2 separate regions of the Homo sapiens genome follow, and region 2 is linked to region 1. Evidence: read pairs that join two places in POLR2A ChIA-PET (ENCODE). Cell type or tissue: PC-9. All regions are shown on one strand.

The links. Peaks named below come from ENCODE experiments on the same cell type or tissue, not always from the same donor. Only the 100,000 strongest peaks of a DNase experiment are listed, where the experiment ranks them.
Region 2: POLR2A ChIA-PET joins it to region 1 with 11 read pairs; 1 of 35 experiments calls an interaction of 5 or more read pairs at or near these places.

Annotation. Positions count from the first base shown.
Region 1 is chr7:112,768,936-112,771,435 of GRCh38, forward strand. The region is part of intron 4 of TMEM168 (transmembrane protein 168); the gene reads right to left. Among named protein-coding and RNA genes, the nearest start is that of TMEM168, 20 kb to the right of the region's middle. In PC-9, no CTCF peak of the experiment used is centred here; a DNase peak (open chromatin) is centred at 1,346.
Region 2 is chr7:111,137,655-111,140,154 of GRCh38, forward strand. The region is part of intron 3 of IMMP2L (inner mitochondrial membrane peptidase subunit 2); the gene reads right to left. Among named protein-coding and RNA genes, the nearest start is that of LRRN3, 48 kb to the left of the region's middle. In PC-9, no CTCF peak of the experiment used is centred here; no DNase peak of the experiment used is centred here; H3K27ac peaks cover 954 bases.

The DNA.
Region 1 (2,500 bases):
AAAAGCATGACAGTACATCTACAAAAATTATAACAGCAGCTATTGCTGGGTGTTTCACTTCCATGTGGTTTTTAAAATATTTTTCTGACAGTTTTACATTGAGCATAAGTTACTTTTACAATTTACCAGCACAAGACCCAACATTTTCCCCAAATCAACTGTCCTCTTGGTTTCACCATTAAAAATGGACACCACCAGAGAGAGAATCCTTTAGAATTGGGATTCTATCATATTCTTTATGTGTCATTTATTAATGTTTTATTAATCAGTAAGCTTAAGAACCTGAAAATAAACTTTTTTTATTAATCGCTCTAACACTCACACATATTATCTCAGAGACACTATTTCAGTACATTGTCTCCACATATTACTAATGTGTTATTCCACTGATACCTCCAAAAGATACTTTTTCAAAAATGGCCAAATGTTAACTCTCCATTATTGTCAGCTCTATTAAATTTCTCTAGAGATCAGAAGATGACACAGATTACAAGAACTATTATGTAAATTCCATCTGCCACAAAACATCATTGCCCAACATGCCATCCACAACTATTTCAATAAACATTCTTGAGCATATTCTACCCTAATTCTCTTATATAAATGCTCTTTAGATATCAACGAGACCTAAAGCAGCATTAAAGCTTTCTAAACAATTTCTCTTGTTTTGCTCTGCTTTCTCCTATGAATAGGTTCTATGCTACATTTGGCTTTTGGCCCAGATTCAAAGTACTTACATTTATCTAAGCTAATATCCATCTGATGCATTTTAAGTAATTGAGACTGCTTTTTAAAGGTTTTATTTGTAATAAACTGCTTTATAAATTATCTACATTTTTTCCATTTATTTCTGTCTCTCCTGTAATTACCATAATTGTTTTCTATCCTCAAGCAGAGGCAAAAATATTAGGTTCCATATCATGAAACTCCATAAATATAAGAAGACTACATATTCTAACTACTGTGAGTGAAGGTATGGGATAAAGGGCAAATATAGATTCTCTTTCCCACAGCGATATTAATACTGGGCCTGCTATCAACTTGCTAACCCAAGTAAAATCCAGTTGTGATGTTTCCTATTTCAAAGTTTGCTGAAAAAACAACAAAAAACAAAACAAAAAATCCCCAACTATTAATAAATTAGCAGAGCTTAAAGCTCTTTGTCACTTAATTTGGAATAGATGAAAGTATTTTCCTCAGAGCAGAGATATTCAATACTATTTGTGAGGCAGAATCAGCCCTTGAGGACTACGTCTAAAGCAGGCCAGGGCATGAACTAACTGAAAAGCGGGCTTTTCTGGGCCTGGTTCAACCTGACTACCCACAAGTATGCGAGATGCCTCAGGCCATGCATGACAGTATGCAGTTGCTGAATTATAAGATAAAATCTACCTTTCTCAGGGAAGGGAGATCAGTATGCTTTCTCTCTCTTTTTTTTAAACTTCTTATAATAAGCCTCAAAGTTACACAAGAACAAATCTTAGCTAACAGAGGAATTCTGTAACGGTCAATTTACTGGTAGCATACTTCAAAAAAATTATAAAGACATCATTCTAGAATGTAACTGCTAAACATTTACCTAAAATACAACTCTATTTTAGTGTTCTTAAAGTCTTCAAAAATTATTCCTAACAGTGAATGAAAATTTAGAAAAACTGCGAGAGATATATATATGTGTGTGTGTGTTTATCTTAGTGTTTTTACTTTTCTTAGAAAAATAAAAAGCTGATATAAGTATTAGTAAATGAACATCTAGAATTGATTTCCATAGCTATCTTTAAGAAATACTTAATGAATTTTAAATTACTTAAGAAAAATGCAAACTTTTTGAAAAGTGTTTCTATTAAGTAATAAATCCTTCATATAAACACACATAAAAAGCTTACTTCTAAAATTACTCTAACACTTTAAAATAACTAGGGATATATGCATGGCCACCAAAAATTAGCCCTGTTTTTTCCATTTGATCTGGGTAGAGTTTATTATCATAAGGATTATAGTAAGTTTCAGCAATCTCTGCTTTTAGATCTAAAATTCTATTTCTGTAAAGGCTATTTTAATTGACTAAAAGCTTTCTCTTGTGCTCTGAGTTGGAATACACAGAACGTTATACTTTACCTGAAACTGAAGTAGCCATAAAGGTTAAAAAGATGCTTTCTACGTTGTAATTAAAAAGTTATAGGTCAAGTAAATGATTTTATAAACTATATTCAATTAGTTTTAATGTTCAGTGCATCTTTTAGTCTTGTACATTCTAATGTTTTGAAATGGGTGACCCATGTTAACAAAAATATCCACTTAACCAGAACATGCCATTCCTTTATCATCATGGCTTTCACCCTTGGAGGCAACATGGTAGAGTGGGGGGAAAAATACACTTTAGGAATCAGGCAGATCTGGTCTTAAATCATGGTTCTATCACATAGTGGTATGACCACAGATAAGTTACATAACAACTTTCAATTTCCATTTCATCGTTTGAAAAATGAAGATAACAGAA
Region 2 (2,500 bases), 1.6 Mb before region 1:
AGTCAGAAGCAGTCCATTTCTAAAAACTAAGTGGTATTTCAACAGCTCTAACAAAGGAGAACAGAAACTAGTCTTGGATTTTTATGAGAACTTTAATATGAATGATTTAAGAAATTATACTTTAAAAATCTCATTCAGTTAAAGTACAGATGTATATGCTACAACTTTTGGTTTTGGTTTTTTGTTTTTAGACAGGGTCTCACTCTGTTTCCCAGCCTGGAGTACAGTGACATGATCTCAGCTCCCTGCAACCTCTGCTTCCCAGGCTCAAGTGATCCTCCAGCCTCAGCTTCCTGAGGAGCTGGGATTACTGGCATGAGCCACCACACCCAGCTAATTTTTGTGGGGTTTTTTTTGTACAAATGGGGTTTCCCCATGTTGCGCAGGCTGGTCTCGAGCTCCTGAGCTCAAAGCTATCTGCTCCCCTAGGCCTCCCAAAAGGCTGGGATTACAGGCCTGAGCCACCGTGACCAGCCTTGTGCTACACCTTTGTATAAACCTACTTTAAAATACAAAAAGGTACTCCATTCATTCTTTTCAAAAGATTTAGTGAATGTGAATAATGTCATATTGCCTAGAGTAATCTTGATGTTTTTGTTCCACTGGAAAAAAACAAGGTCCCTTTAGCTAAAGCTTTTCTTCTGCTATTGTCACTTCAGCACTAGCAAAACTAGGGTGACAGCTCATAAAGAAAATAACCAAAAGCTCTCACTTTGTCCAATGACGTGGCAGCCCTCCAGCACTGGCATTTCCTGCCCCAAATTAACTCCAGGGGCCATAAGATCAAAGTAAGAAGGAAGTAGCTTGTCTTTCTCTTTAGTTGTGGTAGCTACTTTGTATTACATAGGCAATATAATTCATTGTTTCTTATATAACCGCTTATGCTATTTTACATTGTACTAGGCATCTGCAAACAAACAAATGTTATTTCTTGTTCCAAGTTAGGTAAAACTTGTAAATAAAACCCTGCAAAATGGCTCACAATAAATCAAAATAGTCCTACAAGAAAACAGAAAGCTAGAAAAAGATTAGAGATAAGGTCCTGCCAATAGATAATTCTATTTTAAAAGAAAAAAAATCAGCTGAAGTCCTATTTGGTTCTCATGAACCTGAAAAGATAGTTAGTTGTTTTGCCAGAAAAAGAGTCCCAGACATTATTTGGTCACTTGCCTGGAATAGCTTGGCATTTCTGCACCCTCAAGTAATAAAACTTACTTGTAAAACCCTTTAAGGCAACAGAGATTGCCTGTATTTATTTTCTAGGAAGGGAAAATATTGAAAATTATGATGTATTCAAAGACCACAACTATAGGAGAAAATGCCATACTGCTAAATGTTTTTCAGTTGACATGATCTTTTAAATCATCTCTATTGATCCCTTTATTTAAGATTCGATTTGGCTATTGTGAGAATAATGAACAAATAAATGAATGTGATATCCATTTGATATCTAGTATTTCACCAAAAAAAAGGAATAAGCCTGGATTTTTTTATCTTTGCCCTATTTACATTGTACAATGAGGAAGAAATTTTGGAACGGAGCTAACAAAAGATCTAAATTAAGACACCATTTTAAAGCTCTGGGAATTACAGTGGCACTATTACCCAGAAGCAAAAATCCTAAATGATTCTATGAACAGGTAACAAACTACAAAAAACAGGTAACAAGGGCCAGAGACTGGACTAGGTTGGTATTTCTTTTTGTTCAACAAGTATTTACTGCCAGAGACTGGACTAGATTGGTATTTCTTTTTGTTCAACAAGTATTTACTAAGAAACTAAAATGTTAGAAGCTTCAGGGGATACAAAGATAGGCAACTTCCCTGAAATAATTGAGAATTATCTATGGTGGGAAAAACTATGAGAAAGGAAAGAGATTTTTTAAAAATGCTATAGCAATTAAGCAGCTTCCAGATATATTTTGGGAAAATTACAGATAGTAGTAATTAGCCTAACCCTGATATGCAAGTTAATCATCTCTCCCATCTAGAAAGTTGTTCTTTTTGTAACAGAAGACACATAAAATAGTGTCTATTCACTTTATAAAAATAGCAATAAACCTCAAATTCCTCAAGTAGAAACAAAATACATTTTCCTCTAAATAAAAAAAACTATTTTGAGCTAGGAAAAGAGAATACCTATTAAAATGTATTTTGCTTGCTGGAAATCTGGTTCAACTCACAATTTCCCAGCAAAAGGAAAAACTAGGATAATTCTTTCTCTGACAAGATTGCCTGTGCTGTTGGCAACACTCTTCAAAAACTGAAACTCTAATTTTTAATTCTACAGTTACCTCCTAGCCTTCCATGGTCTCATCTACTAAACCACAGTTAGAATTACATTTCCTACATATGTTATTTTCTTGGAGTTCAATGAACAGGACTGAAAATAAAGATCAGAAAAGAAAGAAGAGAGACTCAAATTAAGGAAACCAACTAAAAACAGTGAGACATAAGAACTAAAAGGCAAGGGAAGAAAAAAGAGACAGAGAAAAGACAGA